5 separate regions of the Homo sapiens genome follow, and regions 1, 2, 3 and 5 are each linked to region 4. The links are chromatin loops, found by intact Hi-C in ENCODE. Cell type or tissue: Caco-2. All regions are shown on one strand. Each heading gives the region's core, and the rest is flanking DNA. Links, peaks and the distances in the headings are about the cores only. Region 1 has its middle 13 kb from the start of RAB20. Region 2 overlaps RAB20 (RAB20, member RAS oncogene family). Region 3 holds the start of LOC105370363 (a long non-coding RNA gene). Region 4 overlaps COL4A2 (collagen type IV alpha 2 chain). Region 5 overlaps COL4A2 (collagen type IV alpha 2 chain).

What was found. Peaks named below come from ENCODE experiments on the same cell type or tissue, not always from the same donor. Only the 100,000 strongest peaks of a DNase experiment are listed, where the experiment ranks them.
Region 1: it touches region 4 in a loop (14-fold over the local background); 45 of 110 quality-filtered maps call a loop at or near these places.
Region 2: a loop joins it to region 4, with 6 times the contacts of the local background. A loop is called at or near these places in 10 of 110 quality-filtered maps.
Region 3: it touches region 4 in a loop (6-fold over the local background); 30 of 110 quality-filtered maps call a loop at or near these places.
Region 5: it touches region 4 in a loop (7-fold over the local background); 2 of 110 quality-filtered maps call a loop at or near these places.

The regions. Positions count from the first base shown.
Region 1 is chr13:110,572,070-110,578,364 of GRCh38, forward strand. No RefSeq gene overlaps it. Among named protein-coding and RNA genes, the nearest start is that of RAB20, 13 kb to the left of the region's middle. In Caco-2, for the core only: no CTCF peak of the experiment used is centred there; a DNase peak (open chromatin) is centred at 3,552.
Region 2 is chr13:110,525,061-110,531,355 of GRCh38, forward strand. The region is part of intron 1 of RAB20 (RAB20, member RAS oncogene family); the gene reads right to left. Among named protein-coding and RNA genes, the nearest start is that of COL4A2-AS1, 20 kb to the left of the region's middle. RefSeq lists enhancers at 652-701, 1,152-1,221, 5,698-6,295 and a silencer at 2,402-2,696. In Caco-2, for the core only: no CTCF peak of the experiment used is centred there; a DNase peak (open chromatin) is centred at 2,531.
Region 3 is chr13:110,816,989-110,823,283 of GRCh38, forward strand. It overlaps LOC105370362 (a long non-coding RNA gene), which reads left to right. Exons shown (of 2, transcript NR_158538.1): 2 at 1,802-3,078. LOC105370363 (a long non-coding RNA gene) reads left to right here and starts at 5,119. Exons shown (of 2, transcript XR_007063874.1): 1 at 5,119-5,559. RefSeq lists a silencer at 2,669-2,738. In Caco-2, for the core only: a CTCF peak has its summit at 2,634 (motif pointing left); a DNase peak (open chromatin) is centred at 2,633.
Region 4 is chr13:110,453,350-110,459,644 of GRCh38, forward strand. COL4A2 (collagen type IV alpha 2 chain) reads left to right here. Exons shown (of 48, transcript NM_001846.4): 21 at 3,994-4,086; 22 at 5,422-5,585. COL4A2-AS2 (COL4A2 antisense RNA 2) reads right to left here. Exons shown (of 5, transcript NR_171022.1): 2 at 4,742-4,937; 3 at 4,334-4,370; 4 at 4,176-4,238; 5 at 3,048-4,007. Among named protein-coding and RNA genes, the nearest start is that of COL4A2-AS2, 6.8 kb to the right of the region's middle. RefSeq lists enhancers at 2,697-2,746, 4,383-5,192, 5,193-6,001. In Caco-2, for the core only: a CTCF peak has its summit at 2,720 (motif pointing right); a DNase peak (open chromatin) is centred at 2,762; H3K4me3 peaks cover 179 bases.
Region 5 is chr13:110,377,112-110,383,406 of GRCh38, forward strand. The region is part of intron 4 of COL4A2 (collagen type IV alpha 2 chain); the gene reads left to right. Among named protein-coding and RNA genes, the nearest start is that of MIR8073, 39 kb to the left of the region's middle. RefSeq lists an enhancer at 2,347-3,297. In Caco-2, for the core only: no CTCF peak of the experiment used is centred there; a DNase peak (open chromatin) is centred at 2,890.

The sequences.
Region 1 (6,295 bases), core at 711-5,710, 120 kb after region 4:
AACACCTGAAGAGTTCTGAAAGAAATGGGCCACACCCTCAGGATCCAAAGTCTTAAAGGAAAGCTGAAGAGGTGTCCTGTGAGTTCAGGGGCACCCCGGTGAAGCCTGGGGCTTAGAAAGAAAAGAAGTGTTTATACCAGGAGAGCAGAGAGCAAGGAGCAGGGAGGGGCCAGGGCAGCCCCCAAACCGGAGCCCGAGGCCGGACCCTGCCTCTGACGAGGAGCATGCCCGGCCACCATGCTGACCCCTGCATCCTTCTTTCTTTGTCCCTTGAAGCCCCTCAAAGTCCTTCCTGAGACACATCCCCTCCCAAGGCACACCCTGGAGGGTCTCAAGACTTGAAAATCAGTCAAGAAGCAGGCAAGGAGTGAGCTGATCACTGTAGTTAAAGAGACGGCACCAAAGACATTGTACAAAAGAGGGCAGGAAGATGTCCATGTGTCTGCACCAGACCTTCTGCGCCAGTGAGGGATGCTGCAGGCAAAGGCAGGGCAGATGGCAAGAGGGTCCCTACCCAGCCGCAGCACCCGGCAATGCCCACCAGAGCCGACCCCCTGCCCGTGTTCTGTGAGTCCACGTCGTCTGCATCAGGGTGCTGATGGCAAAGCCTCCGGGTGTCCCTCCGTTGCAGGGTCTACTCCTGCAGTGTGGACAGCAGAGACGGAGGAAGTTCTCCCAAGTGCGGGGAGGTAGGCTCTGTGGGAAGCCCTTCACTCAAAGGCACACTCATGGTTTTGTTACCAGAGCAGCTGAAGAATTCAAAGTAGCTTCTGAGAACTCTAACTGTCTGGACCATGCTATAGTAAGGGCTAAGCTAACTTAAGAGCCATCCAAAAAAAAAAAAAAAAGAAGAAGTGAAAAGGTGATTGATGTCAGATGTAAACCCAAGAGGGTAACACAGCAATGCTGAGACATCCGAAACAACTTCCTATTAGCTGTCCAGGACCTTAACCCAGGTCTTAAGGGATCCTGTCTTTTTTAGTCTAAGGCAGTTGAATACTAAATTATTAAAACAGGTCTTATTTTATGACCCTAATCATCGACAAGAGGCGCCTTTTGTTGTTGTTGACACAGAGTCTGGCTCTGTAGCCCAGGCTGGAGTGCAGGGGCGCATCTCGGCTCACTGCAACCTCCACCTCCCAGGTTCAAGTGATTCTCCTGCCTCAGCCTCCAGAGTAGCTGGGGTTACAGGCACACGCCACCATGCCCAGCTAATTTTTGTATTTTTAGTAGAGACGGGGCTCCATCACATTGGCCAGGCTGGTCTCGAACCCTGACCTTAAGTAATCCATCCACCTCGGTCTCCCAAAGTTCTGGGATTACAGGTGTGAGCCACCGTGCCTGGCCGACGAGGCACTTTTCCCTCAAGTTAACAAAAGGAAAAGAGAAAAGAGAAACCTTCTGAAGACAAACAATAGATAATTGGGTGAAAGATGGATGAATTCTCCCCACGTCTGTAACTCCTAAGAAACAGAGGCCCTATGTTCTGCATGAGGACATATCCGTTGTTCACAATCCCCACACTCAGCTGAAAACCACAAACCCACCCAGAGGGATTGCCTTTCTTCTTCTCCATTTGGGTACTTGCTCTCCAGCTGAATTCCACTTTAATTTCATCAGTGAAGGTCAGTTCAATTGGATAGACTGCAAGCTCTTTTCAGAATGTAAGGGAGGATTACTCTGTGAGAGATCTAATCATTTATTTTTAAAATACAGCACTTGACTAAGAAAAATTTCCTCTGCAATTAGGATTTTACCCACTTCTATGCGATGCACCGTATGTCATTTTCTAGAGTGGATCTAAAGTGCTGGAAGAAAAGAAACAAGAGTCACATCCACTTAAAAAGCCATATAAAAATTAAATTATGATATGTTCACAACACAAAAGAGTAAGGAAAGAAAATAAAGAACTAAATTTAGTTTCTTTAGAGATAAACACTAAAATGAAATGATAGCACAACTGTAATTGCAAATGAATTTTCATTAAATGGTAGGAAGACTAAATCAGCTAATAGTTCAGAAGCAAAGATGCCCTTTGTTATGGGTTAAATTGTGCCCGCCCCCCCAAAAAAAGATACTTTGAAATCCTACCCACCGTACTTCAGAGTGTGAACTTACTTGGAAATAAGGTTTTTACAGGGCAATCAAGTTAAAATGAGGTCATTAGGGTGGGCTTCAATCCAATAGGCGGGTGCCCTTATTAAAGGGAGGGATTTGGACACAGCCACACTGAGACGAAGATGCCATCTACCAGCCCCAGCACACTGGAGGTGCCGGGAGCGGAAGAGAGGCTGGACAGAGGCTCCCACGCAGCCTCAGGAGGAGCCAACGCTGCTGACACCTCAGACTTCTGTCCTCCAGGGCTGGGAGACAAGGCGTTGACATTGTTCTAAGCCACCCGATTGGTGGTACTGTGTTTCTGCAGCCTCTGAGAACTAACATACCTTTAAAGATCCAGAGGATTTAGTAAAGCATTGTGGCACATACTCAATGTGCACCAAAATTAGTCTTACCTGTTAAAAAAGCCAAAATCCCTCACTAACTGTACGTGGATTCTGAGAAGGCAATAGAAGAGCATATTCACAATGTGAAGTAAGACACATCAGAGTTAGGTTTGTTGCAGATTTTACAAATTTCAAGGACGCTAACCAATCAGCCACTGTAATTTTTCAATCAATTTTAGCAGAGGGGATCTACTCCCATCTCCTAGATAGAGCCACGCAGGTGTCACAGACTAGCTCACACGGCACAGAGACCCCCCCAAAATCTGCAGACAGGAACCACTCCTTAATTAAGATCTGAAGTGACTACTTACACATTAGGAAAAAAAAAAAAAAAAAGACCCAACAATAGCATTGGAAGATACATTCATCAGACCTAATCCTCACAATAGCCTTGGGAAGTAAGCTTTGTCCTCCAGCTTTACAGAAGAAACCGATCGTGAGAGGTGATGTCCCCCACCAAGTACACCAGGCAGGAGCCACAGAGCTGAGCCACGGTTCCCACAGGCTCCACGGGTCCAAGCTGCCCACCAGTACCTGGACAAGGACCCCAGCAGTCCAGAGAGGAAAGAGACAGCACAGTCCTTTATCTTTACTTCCTCAGTGGAATCACCAGGAATTGGTGTGCAAAATCATTCCACATTCTAAGGTGTGCAGTGTGGTTGTGCTGCACACATCCGTGTATTTTCAGATGGCTACAGTGCACTCAGCAAATCCATTATGCTGGACTTAGGGGCATTTTTTCTACTTTTGAGCAAAAAGTGTATCTGGCTTCAACATGACTCAAAACCAGAATTTGAAGCAATGTATCTGCTGCTACTAAATTTAAATCTGCTGCTGCTCTTCACAACCTGCAGGAGAAGGAACGCATTTCTTCGCTGGACAGGATGCCTTCCCCAGGGGCTACCATCTGCCCTTCCAGCCTCTCCCTGACACACATGGAACTTCTGGGTGGCTCCCAAACGCAGGCTGACGTCACCAGATGCTGATTCTGATCCTCACCCTTCCACCCCCCATGTCAGCCCTGACCTCAGAGCCTTGTTGCCCAGCAAGCCACTTCATTCTGTGCAGCCTCTGGGGAAGCTCCGTGGTGACCTCCGCTGGCAGGATCATCTGGCCCTGGCTCCTTTTTCATCCTTCATTGGTTAGCAGGTCAGTTTCTCCCGCTGGATGGAGAACTTCTGCAGAGACGGCCAAGCTGAGCCCTCCCCTCACCGCAGGGAAGAGCTGAGTCAGATGAGAGCAGGGAGGCCAATGTCACTTCCCCAATGTCACCAAACGTCAAATAGAAAAGTTCACCTGGAAGGAAGCAGTGGGGACAAAACCACCACAGGGCGACTTGTGGGCTCACAGACAGAGGCCCCGCTTCCCCAACACAACCACCTCTCTCCTTCCCTCCCTCCCACACACCCCAGAGGTCATCACAGCAGCTGGGCGTCCCGCAGCCCATTTGTCCATCCCCCACCCGCTCTGGGGGACCTGCTCCTACACAGCAGACCCTGAAACCAACATCACCTGCGACTTCGTCGTGGCCCAATCTCGCAGTCGCTTTAGCCTTTCAATCTACTTGTCTTGCACCCTGTTCCCCACTTCCTTCTTTTTGAAAATCGATCCTGGACCTTCCCAACCCACCTGACCACAGGGCCCTTTACCTCCCCAGGGATCTCCCTTTGATCAAGTGGGTTTGCTCTTTAAATAAACTCCACAAACACCTGCCAGGTGCCTTGCCAGTTTTCATCTCTGTGCTGGTTACGTAGAAAATTGTCCACATTTCCCCCAGTGATTCAGGAGGCTGAAGGGGGAGAATCACTTGAAACTAGCCTGGGCAACATAGCAAGATGCAGTCTTCACAAAAAATGTAAAAACTAGCCAGGCATGGGAGCATCTGCCTGTGGTCCCAGCTACTCCAGAGGCTGAGGCAGGAGGGTCACTTGAGCCCTTGAGTTTGAGGCTGCAGTGAGCCAAGAACACACCACTGCGATGTTGTGATCTCGGCTCACTGCAACCTCTGCCTCCTGGGTTCAAGCAATTCTCTTGCCTCAGCCTCCCAAGTAGCTGGGACTACAGGCGTGCACCACCACGCCCAGCTAATTTTTTTGTATTTTTAGTAGAGACTGGGTTTCACCATGTTGGTCAGGCTGGTCTTGAACTTTTGACCTCATGTGATCCTCCCACCTCAGCCTCCCAAAGTGCTGGGATTACAGGTATGAGCCACCATGCACAGCCAATAAAAAATTTTTTAAATAAATAGATTTTTTTAGCAGTTTTAGGTGTGCAAAAACGAGTGGAAAATACAGCGTTCCCATGCCCCGCTCACACTCCCTCTGTTCCGGTTTTCCCTATGACTAACAGCTTGGCATTCGTGTGGTACAGTTGTTACAATGGAGGAGTCAATATTGCATTAGTATTGGCACAAGTATTACAATGGAAGCATTGATATTGATACATAATTATTAACTAAAGTCCACAGTTTAAGTTAGGGTTCATTCTTCATGTTGTACCTTCTATGAGTTTGGACAAATGTATAATGACATGTATCCACCATTATAGTCTCACCCAAGATAGTTTGGTTTTTTCTTTTCTTTTTTTCCTTTTTTTTTTTCTTTCAAGGCAGAGTCTCACTCTGCTGCACAGGCTGAAGTGCAGTGGTGACATCTCGGCTCACTGCAATCTCTGCCTCCTGGGCTCAAGCGATCCTCCCACCTCAGCTGCCCAAGTAGCTAGGACCAGAGGCATGTGCCACCACACCTGGCTAATTTTTTTTTTTTTTTTTAGACAGAGTCTCACTCTGTCACCAGGCTGCAGTGCAGTGTCACGATCTTGGCTCACTGCAACCTCTGCCTCCTGGGTTCAAGTAATTCTCTTGCGTCAGCCTCCCGAGTAGCTGGGACTACAGGCGTGTGCCATCACACCCAGCTAATTTTTGCATTTTTAGTAGAGACCGGTTTCACCATGTTGGCCCAGATGGCCTCGATCTCCTGACCTCGTGATCCAACTACCTCGGCTTCCCAAAGTGCTGGGATTACAGGTGTGAGCCATCACACCCAACCAATTTTTTTTGTTTCTTGTAGACATGGGGCTTCTGTGTTGTCCAGGCTGGTCTCAAACTCCTGAGCTCAAGCGATCCAACTGCCTCGACTTCCCAAAGTACTGGGATTACAGGCATGAGCCACCAGACCCGGCCCTCATGAAGGATAGTTTGACTGCTCTAAAAATCCTCTGTGCTCTTCCTATCCATCCTTCCCTCCCCCAACCCCTGGCAACCCCTGGCAACCCCGATCCTTTTACTGTCTCCATCGTTTTGCCTTTTCTAGAATGTCATATGGTTGGAATCATACAGTATGTAGCCTTTTCTGATTGGCTTCTTTCACTTAAAAGAAAACTTTTGGGCCAGGCGCAGTGGCTCATGCCTGTAATCCCAGCACATTGGGAGGCCGAGGCGGGCTGATCATGAGGTCAGGAGATCGAGAGCATCCTGGCTAACACAGTGAAACCCTGTCTCTACTAAAAATACAAAAAGTTAGCTGGGTGTGGTGACGGGTGCCTGTAGTCCCAGCTACTCGGGTGGCTGAGGCAGGAGAATGGTGTGAACCCGGGAGGCAGAGCTTGCAGTGAGCCGAGATCGCACCACTGCACTCCAGCCTGGACGGAGCAAGACTCTGTCTCAAAAGAAAAAAAAAAAAAAACTTTTGAATTCTTTATTTTCTCTAAAGTTGTGCAATGTGATTCAGTAAAATCTTTTCTTAAGTCTATGCGGCGTATATTTGGATATGCACAGAAAAAGTATGGGATGT
Region 2 (6,295 bases), core at 411-5,410, 72 kb after region 4:
CTGGCGGGGAACAGGGCCAGCTGGCATGCACCCCTGCAGTGCCTGGAGTGTGGGCATCTGCTCTCCCCGTGCCCCCAGCACTTCAGCCTCACGAGGTCGATGTGGGCACACACACTTTCCATGAGGAAACTGAAGTGTGGGGGAGTCAGGCATAGCAGCGCTAGAGGGAGGCTGGGCCAGGGCACTGGAACACCCGCCACCGTCCTACATTTAAACGCAGAGACCCCCGAACTGATGGCTAAAAAGGAAGATTAAAAGGTCCCCAGCTCTGTGTACTTTTACAATGCAGTCATCTAATCAAATCAACCCGGGTCAGAATACACTCCCCACAGGTAACACCTGCACATCCGTACTGTTCTGTTCCCAACGTCTGCCCCAGGACCACCTTTCTATCCCACCAACAGTGCACAGATCCCCAAGGGGGCCCGCTCACCTCCCCACCAGCAGGCGGCTCCCTGCCAGTCCACTCAAGGGCTACCTAGGAACTTTCTGGCAGAATTCTGAACCCCTGTCTGTAGCACAAGCTTTCTGCATACTCAGATGTGGAGGACAGACTCCCACAAGGGGAGCAGATCTGGCCAAGGCAGGTGTTCCTGGGACAGGTGCAGTGCACGCAGCAGGTGAGAGCCCCCAGCAGGGAGGGCCGAGCCGAGCACGCCTGCTGGTATGTCCTCCCAGCCTTGGCGTGCTTTTCATCGTTGGACACATCTGCCGCACTGGGGGGACGAGCTCTCAGGAAGCAGCTGTGGGAGAGGCAGCAGCATGCACCTTGGCCCCCACCTGCCTCTCGAGGACCGAGCAGGCTGTGCATGGCATGGGCCCTCCCTGCTGGCAGGAAGGGGCTTCACAGACGCTCCTGGTGATGCATTTGTTTCAATCACCAACAAGCAAACCCCAAGTGAGATCTTCCAACCACAAAGCACCTGCTCCCAACCACACCTGCCGGGGGCACGCTTTCGAAGAGGAATGAGACTGAGACCTGTGCTCAGACGCCATCCCAAGGAGCCTCTGCAGACAGGCCTGGAAGCTCCCATAGCACCTGCTGCAGGCCAGCTCATCCCCTCCTCCCTGGGGCATGTGTGGCCTCCCGGGCCATGCCCTTAGGCCAAGAGGAGGGAGAGCTGGGAACGACTGACAGCACTGGCCTCCACTCTCGAGCTCAGAACGCCAAGGTCAAGTGCCTCTGAACAAGGATGAGGCTGCTGGGGCACTGGCGCAGAGAGAGGTGGCACCCAGGGAGTGTCCAGGCCCCATTCCAATCCCTCGCCTGGGAGAAGTAAGCCTGGTTCTGATTTTTTAAAAAGAAGCTAACAATGTGGATTTTAATCTCCCAAGTTTTAAGCACTCAAAACTAATTCAAAATTTTCTAAAGATCACATTTAGGCAAACCAAAATGCAACAGTGGCCCATCATTGGCAGCTTCTAAATTATAAATGGTCCCATGTCACTCTGAGGGCAACTTCCCCTGAGTGTGTGGACAGTGTCGACCACTAGCAAGGGCTCTTAACCACTGGGGTCATAAACCAAATTCACAGGGTCCATGACCTTGAATGAGGGAGAAAACATCATCTTTGTTTTCACCACCCTCTACCTGAAATTTACCATTTCCTTTCACCACAAATATTGGCAGCAAACTGCAGAAATGGCAGTAAGGGGCACTCATCACCAACAGGGCCAGCAGGTGCTTCCATCCGCATGCCAGATGCCTCAGACACTCCAGCGTGATGCCCACGACCCTTCAGACCTGCCATGCCTTCATTCATTAATATGTGGACCATGAACCACATATCAATCATAATTTAAAAAGGCTCAAGACGACTGTACTTAAGGACAGCTGGTTACCTTTGTATGTGACTGCACGCACTTGGGCATAGTGTTCTGAGAAGGGGTCCTGGGCTTGTACCCCTCGGGGGCCGAGGGGTCTTGACACAAATGAAGTTAAGGCCCCTTGGTCTGTGGGGCTTTGGAGCATGGACTGAACGCATGACACCTGCACACATGTGGCTCTCTAAGGCAGACTGTCCTTTGCCAATAAACCACTGTTTAGAGCCAAATAGCCAAGAAGCACAACCAAATTTCATCCCATTCCCATCCCCAATCTTTCTGAAATGGCCACACATTCTGATGACGCCAAGTCCTCAAACCTTGCTGGGCGATGCTGCCTGGATTTTGAGGCAGGCTGGTCACCCCTTGGGCAACCCTGGAGAGAGGCGCCCACAGAGACACACACTCATGTCCTGTGAGAAGAGCCAGACAGACCTGTCTACTGACCACTGTGGTCTCCCAGGCCCCGAGCGTGGACTCCAGCTCCCCCTTCAGCAAAGCCGACAGTGTGCCCTTTGGGGATGTGGAGGGAAAGCGAGCTGGGAGCTGAGCCCAGACCAGCTCCGGTAGGAGTCAGAAGAATGTGCCCTGCTGCCAGTCTGAGGGTCAAAGTGCGAGAGCTACCCGGGTCACCTCCCTCTTCTGGGAAAAGCCAGCCTGGGAATGCTGTTGTTTGGGCGACAGAGCCACCCTGTTGGCAAGCAGCTTGTGCTCTGGAATTCAGCACCTGAAGGGCAACATTCCTCCCTTCCGCACGCCTACCAGGGGTCAGCTTCAGACTGAGAAGTCAATCCGTTTCCAGTCAAGCTGGACTGGACCCCAGCAGGCAGAAATCAGACAGTGTCCCCGGAATCCACAGTCATTCTCCCACTACAGAAGATGATGATCAAAAGCCTTTAAAACCCAATACAGCAGGCATTAGCTTCAAAAAGAACAGGCTAGGGCAGGAGGATTGCTTGAGGCCAGGAGTTGGAGCCCAGCTTGGGCAGCATAGCAAGGCTCCTATCTCTACAAATACACACACACACACACACACACACACACACACACACACACACATACACTTTAATTAGCCAGGCATGGTGACGCATGCCTGTAGTCCCAGCTACTCGGGAGGCTGAGGAGGGAAGACTGCTTGAGCCAAGGAGTTCGAGGCTGCAATAAGCTATGATCATGCCACTGCACTCCAGCCTGAGCAACAGTGAGACCCCATATCTAAAATAAATTTAAAATGGTAATAATAAAGGAAAGAAAAAGGCCGGAGACTCATGCCTGGAATCCCAGCACTTTGGGACGCCGGGGTGGGCGGATCACCTGAGTTCGGGAGTTCGAGACCAGCCTGACCAACGCAGAGAAAACCCATCTCTACTAAAAATACAAAATTAGCCAGGCATGGTGGCATGTGCCTATAATCCCAGCTACTTGGGAGGCTGAGGCAGGAGAACTGCTTGAACCTGGGAGGCGGAGGTTGCGGTGAGCTGAGATAGCGCCACTGCACTCCAGCCTGGGCAAGAGTGAAACTCCATCTCAAAAAAAAAAAAAACAAAAAACAGAAAAGAAAGAAAAATGCTTCTTCGTCATTACCACAGTACTAAGACTTTTGTTTCAGGGACACTAATCCCATAGATAACAGTCCAGGCATCATGAGGTTTTTACATGAGCTAAAAACGTCATCAGCTTCTACCCACCAGATTTCACAAGAGTGTGACTATGGGAATGCGGAGTCAGGGGCACTCCAGCTACCCTGGAAGAATGGTTTTCAAGTCTCTGTTACATAGTTCACTAGGGCCAAAGGGAGAACCGTGTTGATGCCTATGCCTAAAATAGTTTTCCATTCCAGATAAAAATGCCTGATTTGCCTTTAAAAAACTAAAAAAGGAAATAATAATATAAAAGGAAAGATCTTAGTAATGAAAGGAAACAGGAACTGAAGAATCACAAATGCTAGCCAGAAAAAAGTAAGAATTGTTGCTTGAACCCTATAATCTGTTATCTACCCATTAATGAATGCAAACCAATTAAATGCAGTTGCCCCAGCTAAAGAATTTACAAGCAAGCAGTTTTCATATTTGAAATTCTAAAATACTGCTTTGGAGATAATGTATAGCTTTTAGGATTGCTAATGGAAGAGTCAGGCTGCTCTCAATGAGCGCATTGTCCACACCAAGAAGGGCCAGTCCCGCAGGGAACAGAAGTTCTGAATTTAATCCTAATTGAATTTGAGTAGGGGCTCTGGTATGTAAGGCATGAGAGTGAACATAAGACAATGAAAATAAAATGGTGTCACTACAACTTGACCTTTTGCACTTGGCTTTGACAGATTCACAGTGTATTTGAATCCAAGGACCCTCACGCGTTTTCTGGAAGTTTGTGAATGTGCTCTGAGCCGGGCCGTCAGCCCCCTGCTGCCAACCCCATACACATGTCAGCCCCTGTATCTCTCAGAATATTGATTTCCTGTCTACAAGTATGGGCTTAAACTGAGTACTTCAAAGTCCCTCTCCCTGGAAACAGGATCAGGCATCTCTATCTCTATTGCCTTCTCCCCCAGACCGGAGTCCGTCAGTACCAATCGTGAAGCCAAAGCACTGAGAGTTCTGGTGGTTTACCTGGACTTTCCTGGAGAAATAAACAGCCTCAGGTCCAATTCTGGGGATGCCAGAGCCCCAGGCTGCCCCAGAAACAGGGCAAAAGAGAAAAATCACAAATTGGTTCAAATTCAACCAATGCAGCCAAGGGTCAGTGAGCTGCCAACCCTGGTCTGGTGAACGGAGCCAGGCTGCCGAGCCTGTGTGGCCACTACCAACACGGGCCTGACATCATCAGGGCTGGGGGCACGGGTTCAAGCCTGAGGAAGGAGCCCAGCCTTCCGCCAGACTCTCCCGCCTTTTTGCCTGGGCTGTCTCCAGGCCAAGCAGACGGGAGGATGGGTGAGTGACCGGAGCCTGGGGCTCTAGGTTCGACTTGTCCAGGAATTATTACTCGTCTATGTAGCAAATCCGTAAGTGATCTGCTCAGCTTTATGTCACCAACACATACAGACGAAGAGGTCAATTACCCCTGGTGGTGAGGGAAACCTGAATCTGTAAGAACGCCTCCAATGTCTGATCAGCCACACTGTTGGACAAACTACTGAAATGCAGCAAAACTGACCAGGACTTTAACCGTGAGTTCAGAGCAGCCAGAAATGAAGACGCCCTGCTCACTGCAGACAGGGCCCTGGGGAGGCAGGTCCCACCACCCCACCTCTACACAGACACAGGGCCCCGGGGAGGCAGGTCCCACCACCCCACCTCTACACAGACACAGGGCCCCGGGGAGGCAGGTCCCACCCGCCCCACCTCTACGCAGACACAGGGCCCCGGGGAGGCAGGTCCCACCCGCCCCACCTCTACGCAGACACAGGGCCCCGGGGAGGCAGGTCCCACCCGCCCCACCTCTACGCAGACACAGGGCCCCGGGGAGGCAGGTCCCACCCGCCCCACCTCTACGCAGACACAGGGCCCCGGGGAGGCAGGTCCCACCCGCCCCACCTCTACGCAGACACAGGGCCCTAGGGAAGTAGGTCCCACCCGCCCCACCTCTACACAGACACAGGACCCTGGGGAAGTAGGTCCCACCCGCCCCACCTCTACACAGACACAGGACCCTGGGGAAGTAGGTCCCACCCGCCCCACCTCTACACAGACACAGGACCCTGGGGAAGTAGGTCCCACCCGCCCCACCTCTACAGACACAGGACCCTGGGGAAGTAGGTCCCACCCGCCCCACCTCTACACAGACACAGGACCCTGGGGAAGTAGGTCCCACCCGCCCCACCTCTACGCAGACACAGGGCCCTAGGGAAGTAGGTCCCACCCGCTCCACCTCTACACAGACACAGGACCCTGGGGAAGTAGGTCCCACCCACCCCACCTCTACACAGACACAGGGCCCTCAGGAGGCAGGTCCCACCAGGTTTGTTTCTCGAATTTACAGATCTAAAAACACAATTGTGTCTGTTCACCTAAAGAGCTAATTCCACTCACTTTATGAGGTTTAAGTTCTGTCTAAACAAGAGAAATGGAAGCCAGAACAGGACTTCGTAATTTATAGCAGGGAATGAGCTGTTAACTTCCACGATCCCGTCCTGTATCAAGGATAGGAAGCGCTGCATTAGCTATGGGAAGAAGCATGGCCAGCACAGTGTGAGTCCTCAGGGTTTATTATGCTCGTGCAGGCTTCCCTTTCCCATGTTTTACAGGAGGAGGAACTGAGGCACAGATGGAGAAGGAGGTGGGCAACAGACACAGGAGCGGTGGAGCCCTGAGAAGCACGCTGGCAACAGGCACCCCAGGGAGTCTGGTCTAACCACCCCCAGAGGCAGAGGAAGGGGCCTAGGGCCCCTTTGAGGTGGGCTGCTGGGCAGGAGAAAAGCCTGCCTCCACCCTGTGATCCCACAGAGCACAGGCATTTGCAGAATGCAGCCACC
Region 3 (6,295 bases), core at 531-5,530, 360 kb after region 4:
TCTTACTAAATGTTTTATTATTGTTCCCCTTATGTTGGAAATAGATTATACATATAAAAGAGTACATAAAATTTGCATATCTGTTTAAGGAAAAAGAATAAGGACAAACACCTGCATATGCACCCCCGGGTGACATGCCCCTACCTGTGGGCACCCTGACCTGCCCCTGCACAGGAGGCACCACCTGCAGGGTATGCAACAATTCCTGTGCTTTTCCTGTGTGTTTTCCACTATGTGTGTCTCAGTGGAGAAACGTCCTGCTCGGTTTTGTTGTTTGTGAACCTTACACAAATGGCATCTTACATTACGTAGTCTTCTATGACTTCTCTTTGCTCAAGATACATCATGTGAATTCAAGTGGCTTTGTTTCATTCTGTGTCACTGCTATAGAGTGTTCTAACACAGAACAGACCACAATCTATTTATCCAGCTTACTACTGATGGAGATGTTTGTGTTGCTTACATATTTTTACTATTACAAACAATGCTGGTGTGAACATTCTTCTAAACATCCCTATTACATAAGGGCCAGAATTTTTCCAGGCATACAACAAAGAAGGGCTATTATGGGCCATGGAACGGACATGCTCACATCTACCAGATGACACCCAGTTCTTTCCAAAGTGGTCACCCGAGTTTCCACCTTCCCCAGAATTGAAAACGAGTCCCTTTTTTGCTACATTCACATTTCTGCCAGCATTCGCTGTCGCCTGATTTTTAAGTATAAAATGGTAGCTTATTGTTTCCTTTTCTGTGAATTGTCTGGTGGGGATTTTTGAGCACTTTTCTATTAGGTTGTTTGTCTTTTACCTTGTTGACTGATATGAATTCTCCACATCTGCTGGATATGAATGTTTTGTCAGGTACATGCCCAGGCATTCTTTTCTACTTCCTGGCTCGTCTTTTTAATCTCTTGGTGGGATGGTGTCCTTTGATGAGTAGAAGTTCTCAATTTTAACATAGCTTAGCTTATTGGTTATTTTCATGATTGTGTGTATGTATGAGTGTATTAAGAGCCCTCCCTGCTCTGAGGTTTAGGAGATAACCTCTACCTCATCGTGTAAGAGGTTCATAATGGCTTTTTTTTTTCACATCGAAGTCTTTAATCCATGTGGAATTGATTTTTTAAAATATAATGTGAAGTAGGGATCGAATCTCATTTTCCTTTGTTTAGTGCATTGCCTCAGTACTGCTTATTGAGTAGTGTTTATTTGCTGTTTACACACTTATGCATATGCCATTATTAAACACGGCAGACCTGTTTTAACGGAGGTCTGTTTTCTGGGTGAGAGTGGGCTTGGCCTGCTCTGCGGCACTGCCCGTGTGTTCGTGGTCTTGCCAAGCTGCTTGTTCTAAAGACTTCGCTTTTGGAGTTGTCTTGAGCTTTGAGAGGGCACAGCCCCAACCATGTCCTTCCTGAAGAACAAGGGTCCTGGCTGTACCTGGTCCTTCATTTATTTCCATATAAATTTCAGAATCAGCTTTTCAAGGTCCATAAGAAAAGAAATCTGTGATTTAGATGAAATTGTATTGACTCTACAGTAGGTGTTTTTACTTTGTTATTGTTGTTTCCTTAAAGTAATCTTACTCAAAAAGAAATGTAAGCTCTGCGTAGAAAACAGTGAAACACGGGGAAATAAAGGAAAAAAGAAGCAGTTACTACATCACCTCGACTGCCCCCACCAGACAACACTGCTAGCATTTTAATGTCTTTTATCTTTAATATATATTTTATTATATATAAAATATCTAATAAATATATGCATACATAGTGTACATTTGCATACCCATGTATTTACAGATGCCACACACCACGTGTTCCCAGCTCTAAGAGGCCTGTTTGTCCCCATTTTACCACCTCTGGATTCAGGACACGCCTGGCTGCATTGTCTCCTTGTCTGCATAGAAACTTGTGGGACAGAAGCCGCTGGCAGACGTTGGTGGGGACCCTCACAACGCCCCCAATTCAGGCCCCTGAGGCCACAGGAAAGGATGTGGCACAAGGAGGCCAACCATGCAGTCCTGCTTGGAGCGGTGACTGGGAAGACAGACGTACCCTGAAGAAGCACAGAGGAATCGAGACCAATTGTTTTTGCCTTATTTTCCTAGTTAAGTATACAAAGGAGTGATATCAATAAAAACCTATGTCTAAATAAGTAAAAACTGCTCTTTTGACAGGTACGAAATGAAAACTCTGTGTTGAGAGCAGCTTTCTAGTTTGGGGGACAATCTTGATCTCTCTTAGCTGAATGGGAGTCTTCGATTCTATGAAGGGCCAGACGCATTGCTGGTGGGTGGGTTGGCACAGTCCACTGCAAGCCTTCACCAATGGCACTGGTGCCGCCGCTGACGCAGGGAGGAGAGGGCTGCTCTGCGGATTGACCGGTTGGAGGCAGGTGCAGGTTCCAGAGACCCCCATGCTCCCCAATGCTTGGGAGGCGCTGTGGTTTGACTTGAATGCTGCTGTGGAGTTATTGGTGGCTCCCCCAAGCATAGTTCACAAATGAACTGAGGTTTGATGTTGTTTTAGGTACCATACGTGTTATTTTCTCAAAAATATGTCCTGGAACGTCCCTGCCTCCGATGGCTTTCTTTGGGGACATGAGTTCCCTGGCATGTGGGTGGCAACACTGCCCCCTGCTGGTGTTGGGCAGCATCATCAGGCACCCGGGCAAAGGCTCCAGCCTCAGCCTCGGCCGTAGGTCACAGCCGATTGGACACAGAACCTGAGATTTTCCTACAAAGTTTAAGATTTGAACTGAATACCATCCAGAGGTGTGATCCTAAAGCAATGGCGACATTGCTACTAGGTTCAAGCAGAACTTACTTTTTCCCTACTGCTCACCAGGTATTAAATATTTAGTGACATTTCTGTTACCTGGCATTGTAATTATTTCAAATGAATTCTTGTGTTCTATATTGTTTCGTTTTTATTGGACTATGTTTTTCTTTACATGTATTGTGGATACCTTTGTAAAGACTCATCCAAATTTATTTTTTTGCTCCATATTTTGTAAGAATTTTTAGTAATGCATTTGCCTTGTCAGTATGAATCTTATATAAATTTATTCTAATTCATTTCATATTGTGGCTTGCTTTCTATTTACTGGCATTTCCTGAAATACAATGTCTATATTTGCTTTTATATGATATGTGAAGTACTTGTAAATTTACAAGTAAATTTATTGTGTTTACTTGCAGCCTATATACTTGTATTTATAAACACAACATATTTCTTGTTAGCTACGTGGCTTTCCATTTTTCTTTTTTGGGTTTAGTAGAAAATTACCACATATCTAAAACTTATTATCTCAACCAGATTCCAATATACAATATAACTTTATTTATGCCCGTGTTTTCCTATAATATCTCTTGAAAATAGCTTTCAGTACATAAATGCTTAAGGTTTTTTTTTTTCAAAAAGCGTCCTGTGGGTTGGGAGGCACTGATGTGTCCCCAGTGCCAGCAGGTGTGTTGGCTGTTGGTGATGGGCCGCTAATCCAGCTGCTGCCGGCTGACTGTTACCGTGGGGATGACTTTCAGGTGTCTGATGGCGTTGTCAAGCAGACTCTGTGGACACAGGGAACTTAAGGACTGCCTCGCTCTGAAGTGGTTATCTCTGCAGTTAATGTTTCCACCGAGGACTCTGCTTCCAGCCTGTCCATCCTGCCCACCTAAGAAAACCCTTAGAAATAAGGGGTGAGTCCCTCGAGGATTTAACTGTTTAGTTGTGAAATGGGCACGTGGCGTCCAGGGAACACAAGCAGCAGCGGAACTGGACAGCAAGGGCTTCGTGGGGAGCTGAGTGTCCTCTGAGGGTGGTGGCTCCTGCAGGGAATGACTTACGGGTTCAGGGTCCCTGATCTGGGAAGGCCCAGCCCCATGCCCCGTGTGCTCTCTGGGGCCCACTTCCCATCCATAGTGGACTGGTTCAGGCTAGACCCTCTGCAAATCTGGAATAAGGTTTGCCTTCTGCCTTGGTGGAACTGAGAGGTGACAGCATGCTGGCAGTCCTCGGAGCCCTCGCTTGCTCTTGGCACCTCCCCTGCCTGGGCTCCCACTTTGGTGGCATTTGAGGAGCCCTTCAGCCCCCCCACTGCACTGTGGGAGCCCCTTTCTGGGCTGGCCAAGGCAGGAGCCCACTCCCTCAGCTTGCAGGGAGGTGTGGAGGGAGAGGCGCGAGCGGGAACCGGGGCTGCGTGCGGCGCTTGCGGGCCAGCTGGAGTTCCGGGTGGGCGTGGGCTTGGCGGGCCCCGCACTCGGAGCAGCCAGTCAGCCCTGCTGGCCCGGGGCAATGAGGGACTTAGCACCTGGGCCAGTGGCTGCGGAGGGTGTACTGGGTCCCCCAGCAGTGCCAGCCCACCGGCGCTGTGCTCGATTTCTCGCCAGGCCTTAGCTGCCTTCCCGCGAGGCAGGGCTTGGGACCTGCAGCCCGCCATGCCTGAGCCTCCCACCCACTCCATGGGCTCCTGTGCAGCCCGAGCCTCCCCGACGAGCACTACCCCCTGCTCCACGGCACCCAGTCCCAACGACCACCCAAGGGCTGAGGAATGCGAGCGCACGGCGCAGGACTGGCAGGCAGCTCCACCTGCAGCCTCGGTGTGGGATCCACTAGGTGAAGCCAGCTGGGCTCCTGAGTCTGGTGGGGACGTGGAGAGTCTTTATATGTAGCTCAGGGATTGTAAATACACCAATCAGCACCCTGTGTTTAGCTCAAGGTTTGTGAGTGCACCAATCGACACTGTATCTAGCTGCTCTGGTGGGGCCTTGGAGACCCTTTATGTCTAGCTCAGGGATTGTAAATACACCAATCAGCACTCTGTATCTAGCTCAAGATTTGTAAACACACCAATCAGCACCCTGTGTTTAGCTCAAGGTTTGTGAATGCACCAATCGACACTCTATCTAGCTGCTCTGGTGAGGCCTTGGAGAACCTGTGTGTGGAAACTCTGTATCTAACTAATCTGATGGGGACGTGGAGAACCTTTGCATCTAGCTCAGGGATTGTAAACGCACCAATCAGTGCCCTGACAAAAACAGGCCACTGGGCTCTGCCAATCAGCAGGATGTGGGTGGGGCCAGATAAGAGAATAAAAGCAGGCTGCCCGAGCCAGCATTGGCAACCCACTCGGGTCTCCTTCAACGCTATGGAAGCTTTGCTCTTTTGCTCTTTGCAATAAATCTTGCTACTGTTCACTCTTTGGGTCCATGCTGCTTTTATGAGCTGTAACACTCACAGGGAAAATCTGCAGCTTCACTCCCGAACCGAGCGAGACCACGAGCCCACCGGGAGGAAAGAACAACTCCAGACATGCTGCCTTAAGAGCTGTAACACTCACCGCGAAGGTCTGCCGTTTCACTCCTGAGCCAGTGAGACCACGAACCCACCAGAAGAAAGAAACTCTGAACACATCTGAACATCAGAAGGAACAGACTCCAGACGCGCCACCTTAAGAGCTGTAACACTCACCGCGAGGGTCCGCGGCTTCATTCTTGAAGTCAGTGAGACCAAGAACCCACCAATTCCGGACACAGAATTTCATGGAGCCTGGAGCCCAGGTAAGTAGTGAAAGCCGTCTAGAGATGGAGGAGCAAAGCGAATACACAGGTGGAGGCTGAACGCTGAGAAAAAGAGTGCTGGGGTCTTTGCAGTTTGGGTTGTAGCCACTTCCTGAGGCTCGGGATCCTGAGACAGCCCACATATGAAACCTCTCTGTGTCCTTTCCTCACTCCAGCCTGAGCTTGCGTCTGTCTTTTTCAACCCAAGTATGTGAATGAACACCGCAGGTGGTGCTCGTCTGTCTGATGTTATAAGAACTAGGCCTGTGTAAGAAGTCAGGAAGTTCAAACGTCTTTCTTTTTTTTTTTTTTTTTTTGGGACGGAGCCTCGCTCTGTCGCCCAGGTTGGAGTGCAGTGGCGCAATCTCAGCTCACTGCAACCTCTGCCTCGCGGGTTCACGCCATTCTCCTGCCTCAGCCTCCCGAGTAGCTGGGACGACAGGCGCCCGCCACCACGCCCGGCTAATTTTTTGTATTTTTAGTAGAGACGGGGTTTCACCGTGTTGCCAGGATGGTCTCGATCTCCTGACCTCGTGATCTGCCTGCCTCAGCCTCCCAAAGTGCTGGGATTACAGGCATGAGCCACCGCGCCTGGCCTCTTTAATTCTTAATAGTTTTTTTTTCTTTTTCTTTCTTTCTTTATTTTTTTTTTTGTGACAGTCTCCCTCTGTCACCTAGGCTGGAGTGCAGTGGCACAATCTCAGCTCACTGCAACCTCTGCCTCCCGGGTTCAAAG
Region 4 (6,295 bases), core at 592-5,591:
AATTAGCCAAGTGCGGTGGTGCATGCCTGTAATCCCAGTTACTCGGGAGGCTGAGGCAGGAGAATCACTTGAATCCGGGAGGCGGAGGTTGCAGTGAGCCAAGACCGCACCTTTGCACTCCAGCCTGGGGAACAAGAGCAAAACTCCATCTCAATTTAAAAAAAGGAAAAAAAAATCCACTTTAAAGAACGGTGATCAAAGGCTAACGTTGCCATTATTCCTGTAACTAAATTCCATTTTGATAAAGTCACAGCATATGCCATCTTGCTTTTCAAGTCTTGCTTAGTAAATCCGTGGTTTACTAGCATAAGTCAACTGCGAACAATTTAATTTCTGATCTGTAGTGTGGGCTGATGAGGAAAGTAATAAAATGAATGGCATCAGATCAATGTTAGCAGCTAAAAATGTTAAAAGCATACAACTTAAGTCCTCTAATTATATATATTACCCCTGTGAGACACATGGTTTCCAAATCAACATTTTTAAAGCAAGTTCTTATGCAAAAAGTAGTCCACCATAATGGCCTTTAGAAAATGTGTGTGTGGTTGTAGTTTAGTAGGAATGACCTTGATTCCCATGGAGTTCTCTGACTTTTCCCCTGGAATGAAATTGTTAGATTCCTCTCTTGTTAACTACATTTCATCCTGTTTTATAGGTTGCTACTGATGAAAACCAGAGTTTTTAGTCTTTTGCAGCTCCAGTAAAATCAAACCACGAAGACAGTTTTCTTTCTGGGTGAAATATTTTGCTTCCCCCTGTTCTAGTTCAGTTAGCTGAATTGAGTTCTGGGAAGTTCTGTTCCACGTAGAAAAAGTCAAAATAGGCCTGGCTTGTTTGGCCAGGGGCTCTTTGTGGAAATCATGTTGCAAACATCTAAGAGGCACACTGCTATTCTATAGGACTTATTTAAAATGACTAATATATTAGAGAAAAGGAGAGCAGCAGGGGGCAGAGGAAGGCTGTCACCCTCAGAGAGCCACTGTGTGCCTTTAGGACTAAATTTGCAAAGCATCCAGTGCTTCCATTGTAAGGAGCGCCCACAATCTCTTTGTCCTGAATGAATGACGTGTCTCAGATTGACAATGGTGACATCTCTGAAGTGTGTGTGGTTAAATTTCTCTCTACCTGCGACACTGCACGTCTCATCACACAGAGGGAGAGCTTGGAGACAGAGAACAAAGCTCACAAAAGTCCACAACTGACCGGACACGCAGCTGACCTGGTCACCGGTCACCCTTTGTCCCCAGCAGTGCGGGGTGCGGCCGCCTCTCCTCCTGAGACGCTGTCTTCTCCCCTCCACTCCCGGGAAATCCCACTGGCCCCCGACATCTCTCCCCTGAAGTCCCTGCCCCTCCCTGCACTCCCCGCCGGATGAACTCGTCCTCCACATGAAAGTACATGCAGTGTGTGCTGGTCACTCGCTCGTTTCCTCTCTGGCCCTGTTCTGTGTGCTGAGCTACTAACAGAAACCGTTAACTCGACACAGAGTCAACCCTATGCACGTGTCTCACAAATGCCTCAAGCTCTCCATGTCCAAAATGGAGCTCTGGGCCTCCTCCGTCCCCACCCCCTGCCACCCCACAGACCTCTCCCTTGGTCCTCACCCTCCTGCACAAACCCGGGAGCTCCAGCAGAGCCCTGGGCTACTCTGCCTACCTCACCCATTCTGTACTGGCTCCCTCACAATCCTGGCGGGTCCTCCACTCCAGTGCTGTGTGTGCCCTTGCTATCCACCACCACCGCCCGCGTAGCCTGCTAGGATGGCACCCGTTGTTCCTTCCCTCTCCAGCCTGTCGTCCACACGGCAGACTCACATGGCAGACCGCGTAGCCTCCCTCCTTGATGCCCTTTAATGGCTTCCTACTGCCCTCGGGGTAAAAGCCAAGTCCGGTTTCTTCCCCTCCCTTTGTGCAAATCTGCCCTTCACTCACCACTCTGCGGGCGCTGGCCTTCTGCCTATTTCAGGGCCTTTTAGAAACCCTGTCCTCACTCTGGAGCATTCCCTCCCGCTCCCCACTTCAGGGGCTCCTTTTTATTCTTTGGGCTTTAATTGAAGCATCACTTCCTCAGAAAGGACTCAGCTGACTACCCCCAAAACATTTCACTGGGCCTCTCCCTGCTGCTTTTCCCCTGTTCCCCAGCACGGGCCATAATTTGAAAATCCGCATTAGTGTGTTTCCTGCATTGTGTGTTTAATGTGTGTCTCCACGTCTAAGCTGTAAGCTCCATGAGAGTCCATCGGTTTCATTTCCAGTTGTATACACACAGCACCTCGCACACAGCCTGGCACAGCATAGGCACGGGATAAGTGTTTGATGAGCGAATGAATGAATGAGCTATGGTAAACGTGCAGTGAGCAAACTACATGGGACGGTATCCATGTCCTCATTCTCATAGACATTTATCCTCACCTGGCAGTTCTCTGACTTGCAAACTCCCGTGCTCTTTTCCAAGCAGATAGCTGGGTTCTTTAAAGTTGGAGTTTTCTCACCTTCCTGTGTGTAACGGCCTCATCCCCTGCTCCTCTCAGGTTCCATGTAGTGTGTATAGCAACATGCCTTTTAATTTGCTGGGGGAGTGCCATTTGCCCATTGGAGCTCTGGCCCTATTATTTAACAGTGAGGAGGACAGATAGCTGCAGGGCACACCTGCAGAGCCTGCCCCCAGCAGCAGCTTGTGTGTCTTGCAGACACACACCCTCCTCCTGCCACGAGATGGCACTCTTCTTCTCCAGTGCGATGGCGCGCTCTTTGCTGGTGTGAAGAGCACCGTGTTTCTTGCACCGTCATCATCAGGGATGCCCCCGCCGGGATCATTGAGCCCTGCAGGAGCTAGTGGGGAGAGGTTTACAAGGGGAAGGTGGTGGGCGAGGTCATCCAACATGGCTGACCATGCTGAATCCAGATTGGCCACAACATTTAATTAGCATAACAGTTATCCTAACTCCGTGTGTGTGCATGTAAGGCATGAAAGAGGAAACAGTGTTCTGGAGGGATGCACACGTGTGCCCCCATTCCCATATCAGAAAAAGATCAAAATGGGAAACTGAGTTCATCTTTTTTTTAGTTTTTTGGGGGGGAACCAGAAGTGTGTAGCAGTCTTGGAATCCAAGTTACATGATCAAAAAATCAAAACTTTTCTTTGGACTCAATGTTTCTCAAAAGGAATAATTGTTATCCCTATAGTTTAATGGAAAAACTAAATTTGCAGACTCTTATATTTCTTTCCAACCCTGAAGGCTATCGCCACAAAATAGTCTAAGTTTTCTTTTGAAAAAATGTGCTTTTGTTTATGAAATTGGGTTTATGGATCATTTGGGGAGGCTTGGCTGAAAGCCACCCTGGGCTGGGTGGGACACCAGGCGTCTCTGTGGTGCCCATGCCCTGTGTCTGGGGGGACCCTGGGCATCCTTGATGCTGGTGCCTCACAACTGGGTGGGATGCCGGGCACCCATGGTGCCGATGCCCTGCGTCTGCGTGGAACCCCAGGCGTCCGTGGGGCTGATGCCCTGCGTCTGCGTGGGACCCCAGGCGTCCGTGGGGCTGATGCCGTGCGTCTGCGTGGGACCCCAGGCGTCCGTGGGGCTGATGCCCTGCGTCTGCGTGGGACCCCAGGCGTCCGTGGGGCTCATGCCCTGCGTCTGCGTGGGACCCCAGGCGTCCGTGGGGCTGATGCCCTGCGTCTGCGTGGGACCCCAGGCGTCCGTGGGGCTGATGCCCTGCGTCTGCGTGGGACCCCAGGCGTCCGTGGGGCTGATGCCGTGCATCTGCGTGGGACCCCAGGCGTCGTGGGGCTGATGCCGTGCGTCTGCGTGGGACCCCAGGCGTCCGTGGGGCTGATGCCCTGCGTCTGCGTGGGACCCCAGGCGTCCGTGGGGCTGATGCCCTGCGTCTGCGTGGGACCCCAGGCGTCCGTGGGGCTGATGCCCTGCGTCTGCGTGGGACCCCAGGCGTCCGTGGGGCTCATGCCCTGCATCTGTGGTTGTCTCTCTAGGCTTCCTGTTTGGGCTGAAAGGAGCAAAAGGAAGAGCAGGCTTCCCTGGGCTTCCCGGCTCCCCTGGAGCCCGCGGACCAAAGGGGTGGAAAGGTAAGAACATCTGGGAGGGACGGGATGAGGACAGCCTGGCCTTTCCAAGTCCCTCACCTTACAGAAGGTGAAATCCATCCCCCACTCACGTGTTTGGACATGAAAATGAGCCTGCATGTCTCTCCCAGCCTCCTGTCCCCTTGGCGGTGGCACTGAGAGGGAGGCGCATGGAGCCAGTGGTGCTGTCTGAGCACTCGGCCCCCAGGCTCACCGTCCCTGCTCTCCATCTGCCATCCTCGTCACTGACCTTCCTAGCAGCAGTGAGCCTGATGCTGAGTCCTGTGCTGGGTTAAAAGGGAAAACAGTTATTTCTTAGGCTGCACTCAGGTAGTGTCTCAAGGGCTCAGCTCCAAGGCATTGTAACAGAGGTCTGTAGAGAGCTCTGTCCATAGCAAGGTGCTGGTATAGTCACCATCCCTGGTCCTACTGAGACTCGGTAGAGTGACGTGGTTTGCCCGGGTCTCCCTTCCCGTTGATGAGGAGGCGAACTTGGAACAGGTGGTCTTTGCACCTGACCCTTTCCAGTCACCTCAGGGACTCTGCCCCTAGCTCGAGGCCGTCCTCTGTGAGGCTCTGTGGGCCCTGGTGTGGTGCAGGCTGTGCTCCTGCTCACCTCTCCCCTCCCAGAACATGGGGAGCACTTCCTGGGACTTACCACGTCTTGGCCGTTTTGGCGTATGTAGGATGTGCAGTGCATTCAGCACCCCGCTGTGGATGGGCATGACCTGAGAGCAGGCACCGCAGGACCTGGAGGAAGTGGGGCCTCCCCACTGGGCATCCTCTGTGCCCTGGGGGAGCCAACCCCTGCCGCCAGCATGGTGCTGCCTTGCTGCCCAACTCCCTGGGTTCAGCTGTGGCAAAACAGAGGAAGAGAGGTCAGGCATGTCTTCCCTGCTCACCTATGACCTTTCATGACCTTGGCCTCTGAGGCCAGGGCTCTTGCCCTCCCTGACGGCTCCCTGGAGCCGGCTCCTCCCCTTGGCCCGCAGGCCCAGTGGTGGCAATCTTCAGCTCTAAGCACTGAATTCCTTAACCTCCTTCACACTCCCCGCAACTCAACCTATGCCTCTGAATGTGGTCCCAGTTTTTAAGTATCTTTAGTAAACATCAGAGTCAAATTCTGAACCCCATGAGACTATGAGTGAACACTTGAGTCACTTAGTCTGAGCCTCAGTTTTCCCATCTAAGAAATGGGGGTCATAGTGCCCATCAGAACAGGCAGTGTCCATAAAGCACCAAGTGTGCCACCCAGCTCTCCCCGCTGCCTGATACCCCTCTCCCCGCCACGCTAAGAGGAATGCGGAACAAGGAGGCCCTCCTCTCCCTCCTCTGCAGGTGACGCTGGGGAATGCAGATGTACAGAAGGCGACGAAGCTATCAAAGGTCTTCCGGGACTGCCAGGACCCAAGGGCTTCGCAGGCATCAACGGGGAGCCGGGGAGGAAAGGGGACAGAGGAGACCCCGGCCAACACGGCCTCCCTGGGTTCCCAGGGCTCAAGGTGAGGAGCAATTTCATCATGAAGCTGGCAAGACACTCTGAGGCCTCCCCAGGTGTCCCGTTCTTGCCTTTTATCTCCTAAGTTTACACAGCTTCAGACCGGCAACACTCATGGACCCAAGGCATGGCTAAACCATTCTAAAAACCCACATACCCCAAGGCGGACTTTCTACATGTCCACTGGTGAGACTGAGAAGGGGCGCTGCTGTGGGAACCGCAGCCGACAGCTCTTGAAAGAGTTCAATAGGGGGTCACCACGTGACCCAGAAATGCCACTCCTGGTGTATCCCCAAGAGACTTGAAAGCACGTGTCCACACAAACACACATACACCAATGTTCACAGCAGCATTCTTCAAAATAGGCAGAAGGTGAAACTATCCAAATGTGCGTCACCTGATGAATGGATCAGCTAAATCTATACAGCATCTATACCACAGAATAGCCCTGACCTTCACGTGGGAGCAAGGTGCTGAGCCATACCACACTGTGGATGAACCTGGAACATGTTATGCCATGGGGATTGAGACCCACACAGAAGGACACATGCTATCACATGGTCTCTCATTCTATTCTTATGAAATGTCCACACAGGCAACCTAGAAACAGGAAGTCGATTGGTGGCTGCCACAGGTGGAGGTGGGGGTGGGGGTGGGGAGTACCTGCTTAATGGGAATGGGGTTTCTTTTTGATATAATGAAGATGTTCTGAAA
Region 5 (6,295 bases), core at 903-5,902, 76 kb before region 4:
GTGTCTTATACACCTGAAAGCTAGGGTGGGGGTGGGGAGACTTGCTTATACCACCATGCCAGCTGTAGCATTCTGCTCATGGTCACCAGAGTGCATTGTCAGATGTTTCTTGGTTAGGACATCTGCATTCTACATGCAACAGGTGCCATCTCTGCCCTTGCTTGGGGTCAGAGTGCTTTAATCCAGATGCAGTATTGGTTGCATCTGTCATTATCGGCTCATCTGCAGCTGTCCTTCCTGTGTGGTGAGCCTACCCCTCACTCCTGCCTGGTCACTCTCCTGACCCTCCAGTTTACTTTCTGGCTCTGGAGGTGCACTGAGCAAGGGCACACACTCTCCCTGTATCCATCTCCATCCCAGGACCCCGCACATCCCTGCAGCTGCTCCTGGGTGTGCCCACCCCACCCCCACTGGGATTTGAGCTCCCCTCAACTAATGGGCTTTCCATGGGGAATCAGGAGGGTGGGAATTGTGATTCCGTTAAAATCATTTGACTCAGGAAAAGCTTTTCGAAATAATCCCCAAGGACCAACTCTTTACAGAAACTCCTCCCCCGCCTTCATATTTTTGGCTTTGACTATGGGGAAATTCATTATGTTGAGCTAACCTTGGTGAAACAATACTAAAAATAGAGATAATAGAAAAACATGTTAAAGAAGGTAAAATCATCTGAATACGTACTTTATAAAATTCAGCCTAATACTTAATGGCTTTATTCAGACCTAATTTGAACATATCACAAGTATATTTCAACAGAACTTTCTTCTTCACAGAACTTTTCTGGAAAAAAAAGTATACTGTCAAAATGTTTCTCTTATTAGCAATCAAAACCCAGTTTGGAAAAGTGAGTGGTTTGCTCTGAAAAACAACAAACAGGGCTTGTGGGAATTCAACAGAAGAATAACCCACGGCTTGTAAGAATATTAAAACCACGGTCACATTTTACACAGTTTTGGCAAAAGGAATAGCCCAGGCGTCTCGAATCGAGATGTAATGTGAAATGAAGAATTTCAACAGGGCTCATTAGGCTTTTGTTCTATCTGAGCAGAGTTTTCTGCTTTCTTGGCTAAAATAAGATGCATGCAGCTTTAATTGTATCTCCCTTTATTCAAGGTCTTCACTGGCAACCTTAAGTATCAAGGATTTGCTGCTCAAATCATTTGTAAATAAAACTCAGATGTAAGGAAATACAGACAAGGGAGGACAAAAGTTTTGTCCAAAAAAATAGATATGGAACAAATTCAGAGAATTGTAGATATAGGAAGGACCTGATACACTAGCAAGTCTCCTTTCCCAGTTGAGGAAACTGAGGCCCTCCATGGTCCAGAGGTGCGCCTGCGGCCTCATGAGACAGAACCAGGCCCTTTCCTCCGGGTCCCTCGCCTCAGGAGATTCTCTGAGATGGAGAAAGATTCTGGAATTACAGCCAAATCAGGAGGCCTTTTAAGATTGATTTAGGAAGAGCTAAGAGAAAATACTAAATGGAGTTGTTTCCAAGAAACAGAAATAATCAGTGAAATTTCTTTTACAAGGAAATAATTGAAGCAAATGCCCTCTGCATGAAAAGTCGCATTAAAACCCACCCCAGTGGGCACTTCCTGAATGCAGTATTCCCTGCAGACAGCATTTGAACGATACTTAGGAAGCAAACCCTTCGAACCACTGGGAAGAATGTTCCCAGTCTGACCTAGACAGTCCTTAGACAAGGAATTCGGTCCCGCGGTGTATTTCCTTCTCCACAATGTGATCATGGTGGAGAGCTCCACATTGGTGTCGGTGGACACAGTCATGAATGGAAGCTGCTTCATATGAGGCAGAGCCTCCGTGTCCCACCTCACGCACTCTCCGGCTCCTGTAAAGGGGAGATCATGGAGCCGGGGGCATTTGGGCCCCGTTTGTAGTCTTGCCTGGCCCTGACCCATCAGCACCTGCCTAGTTCCGCAGGCACGGAGAAGACTGCACCTTCTGCTCTTAGGTGGCTGCACCAGGGCTTCTTGAAAAGGGGCAGCTTCCTCTCAGGGACATCAGACAAAATCTGAAGGCACTTTTGGTTGTCATACTGTGGAGAGGGTGTTTCTGGCATCTGGTGGGGCACAGGGACGCTGCTACACATCCTATATGCACAGGACAGCCCCGTGAAGAAGAATTATCTGGTGCAGATTATCTGAAGTGCTGAAGGTGGGAGACCCTGGGCTAGAGCAGTGCTCAGCACCCTAAGCTAAGAGGCGAGTACGCGTGCAGGTGCACCCGAGGGAAAGCCTTGCCCTCAGAAAGCCCCTGCAAAATTCCTTGGCATGACCTTCCATCTTGCAGCTCATTTCTTTCATGTACTCAGCAAATACCTGAGTTCCTACTGTGTGTCAGGCTCTGTGTATACCTCAAATTGAGGAGCCAGGGGCGCCGGGCAGCAGTGGGGCTCACAGACTTTTGGCTGCAGCAGAAGCTGCAAGGCTCCTCCCTTCTCATGCACCCCCAAATCCAACTCTGGAGGTGCCGTGTCAGGCGGGTGCACAGACCATGGAGCTGGGGTGCTGGGGTCGGAGTACTCCCCATGGACCCCCATTCGGAAGTGCGGGCTGCTGGGCACATTAGTTAATCTCTTGGCACCACCGTGTTTTATCTCTAAAATGGCAGTGTTGATGAGCCCCCCACTCCCTAGGTGGCTATGCCTGTGCACCCCTAACACATGAGAGCCACGTTAGGATGGTGTCTGGGTCCCTTGTCATTATTTGGGAGGTGCAGCTGAGCTTCCTGGTAGAAGGACTTACTTAGCAACCCGCTCCGCCTTGGAAAGCTGACCCTCCTCCACCTGCCTCCTCTCCTCCACCTTCTCCAGCCCCTCTGTGTCACCAGGCAGCTCTCTCCCGTGTCCCAGTGAGCCCTCCGCAGGCCAGCCTTCCCTTGCAATGGCCTGTGTTGCCAGCTAGTCCTGTTCTGAGAGGATCTGCTCCACTCAAACCGTCCCCACACCTTCCATGTTTGAGCAAAGCATCTGTGGATTGCAGATGAAAAGAAACTTCACCAAAGAGCACATTAGTCATGGCCTCAACCCAGCTGGGAGTGATTTGCATTTGATAACAGCTTTTTAACCCCCAGGAGCCTCTTAAGAGGTGGGTCTTGAAGGAAGTCTTCTGAGAGGCTTTTCTTCTGAGGGGAGGGTCGAACAGAGAATTTTATTTAGACTTTTCTCCCACCAGCATGGACATGAGTTATCAGTATTGTTTATGATTTTATAGAGGAGATTTTCACAAGAGGAACTTTTCCTGTGCCTTTGCCTAATGCATAGTAACTATAAGTCACTTGTTTATACAGCTTTAATGTGTTAACTGTTAAAATTTAAATATTAATATTTTAAATAAGTCTCTATTTGTATACGTGCTGACTCATCGGATTCTCACACTCACTTAGAGATAAGATGGTTTTCTATGCACACACTCACATTAGAAGAATGTAGGGATTTTTTCCATCAATATTCGGGCAAGAGGGCACTAGGAGGCTCATCGAACACCCACAGGGCTCTACGTCACACCCACAAGCTCTATCTCACACCCACGGGCTCTATTTCACACCCATGAGCTCTATGTCACACCCACAAGCTCTATCTCACACCCACGTGCTCTATCTCATACCCACGTGCTCTGTCTCACACCCATGGGCTCTGTGTCACACCCACGGGCTCTATGTCACACCCATGGGCTCTAACTCACACCCACGTGCTCTATCTCACAACCACAGAGCTCTATCTCACACCCACGGGCTCTGTCTCACACCCACGAGCTCTATGTCACACCCACATGCTCTATCTCACAACCACAGGCTCTATCTCACACCCATGGGCTCTATCTCACACCCACGGGCTCTATGTCACACCCACAGGCTCTATGTCACAACCACAGGCTCTATCTCACACCCACGGGCTCTGTCTCACACCTACGGGCTCTGTCTCACACCCACGGGCTCTATCTCACACCCATGGGTCTCTATCTCACACCCACGGGCTCTATGTCACAACCAGAGGCTCTATCTCACACCCATGGGCTCTATCTCACATCCACGGGCTCTATCTCACATCCTCGGTCTCTATCTCATACCCACAGGTTCTATCTCACACCCATGGACTCTGTCTCACACCCATGGGCTCTATCTCACACCCACGGACTCTATCTCACGCCCACCGGCTCTATGTCACACCCACCGGCTCTATCTCACACCCACGGGGCTCTCACGCCCAGCACTCTGGCGTCCCCTTTCCTTGACATCCGCCTGCTCCTCTACCGTAGCCAGATTTCTTTAGGAAAAAAATGATTCTTTAAAAATCTAAAATACTGTAAATCCTATTGGGAAATAACAGTTATTAAACCTCTTCATCAGGAGCCACCAGATATCAACTTAGGCTGTGCATCTTTCTGCCAGGTGGGTCCTTATGACCCTATTAGTGACTGTCTCGCACAACTGGAGATACCAGTGAACACGTGATTGAACTCTCAGCCTCAAGGACAGGTCAGAAAAGGAGCCTCAGGTCAACAATGTGTTCTCGACCTGCTTGAATTTGCATCTGGGAATCCTCCTGTTAGTAGAAAGGTTGACCCTGGACGCAGTCTGGGATTGAATCTGCCTCACTCCTTTTTCACTCCCTTTCAGAAACAAATGAAAGGAAGTGTGTAAACCACACAGCCAAGCACCCAACGCATCATCATCTTCATATCATCGTTATTATTAGTCTAAAATGGTGGTGGTGATGATAACCCCACTCCCTAGGTCTCAGTACCCATACTGAGATTTTATGCTCTCCCTTTTTCTGCTGGATTTCATTTTTTCTCTAGAAGCTTGATGCTATGCCTTGATTATTACTTATTTCAATGGGACAAATTTGCACTAGAACTACAGTATTTGTTATCACTGAATTTTTCACGGTTGCCATATATATATCCAGCATCATTTGTGTCCTACTGCTGTTGAACAACTACTTTAAGATCAGAAAATAGAAGTAGTTTAGCCAGTCTAAAAGGATTTCCATTCATCGAATCATAAATAGAGAAAAAAACAATCCCTTCTATCCATTACTAAACCTCTCCATTCCAAATGTCTTCAAACAAAGCAATTATGGTGGACAAGTATTTGAGGACAGTTTTTTCTCATAAACAGCTGCATAGTGCTATAGCATCCTTGTTGATTAGCCAATTAGAATAAATTCTTTCCACAGCACATTTTAAAAGACTTAGGGGAAAAAACAAGACTTGCAAGACTTGAAGTTTTCATAGAACAATGTGCACCCGTCTTCCGCCCACTTCCCCAGAGAGAAATATATGAATCACATAGCAGTAAATGAGTAAAGTATCAAAACAGGTGCTGGAGACTAGGGAGCATGAATCATCTTCTTCCTTAGATACTTTGTAAATAAAACAGGATGTATTTATGGTAACTCTGTGCGTAAACTTCTATTTACAATGAATTATATAAAATAAATACAATGTCACACAAAGTAAATAAAATTGAAGAATCTATTAAATATCACTTTAACAATTATATTAAATTGTTTCCTTAAATTGATCCAATTTTGAAAGAGGAATTTGAATAGGAGAGATCAACAACAACAAAAATTCCTCCTGTATTCAAACTTTAAGGAACGCTAGCTATCTATTTTAATGAGTGAATAACTTATTTCCCAAACCACATTTTAAGAAAGTCAAAAATAGTTGCATCACATTTTTCCTATTGAAAATATACACTTTGAATAACAGAAAAATAATCCGCAGATAATTTTTTAAAGATTTTTACTCAGCTTAGTGGTAATAGATTTCTGTTTATATTAACCTTAAGAAAGAGTGTTCAGAATGGAGTTTGGCCATTTCATTATGAGTTATGGATATTATTGTATAAAACATGTACACAAAATTCCACTGATGATTTTATCTAATTTCAACCATAAGATTCTGACAGAGAATCAACTCAACTAGCTCTTTTAAGCATCACTTTTAATGTACCACATTTTTTAAGTGACTCTTGTTTATTTTTTTAATGTTTGCTCAAACTTATGGGGATAGTGCCATGTTCTGCGTATCCACGCTAGGATGTGGCCTTTTTGAGCCATGGAAGATGCTGTCAGAACAGGGTCCGGAAAAAACAAATAGGACACTCGTTATTTTCTTGTTGATTTGATTAGCCATATGTACCATTTACAATACTCTTGGGGGACAAAAGGAAGAGAGGGAAAAAACAATTGTATCTGAATATTGCAAGCTAATCTTTTATAAATTTTACCCTTTAAGGGTTGATGGATTCAGAAATTAATCAA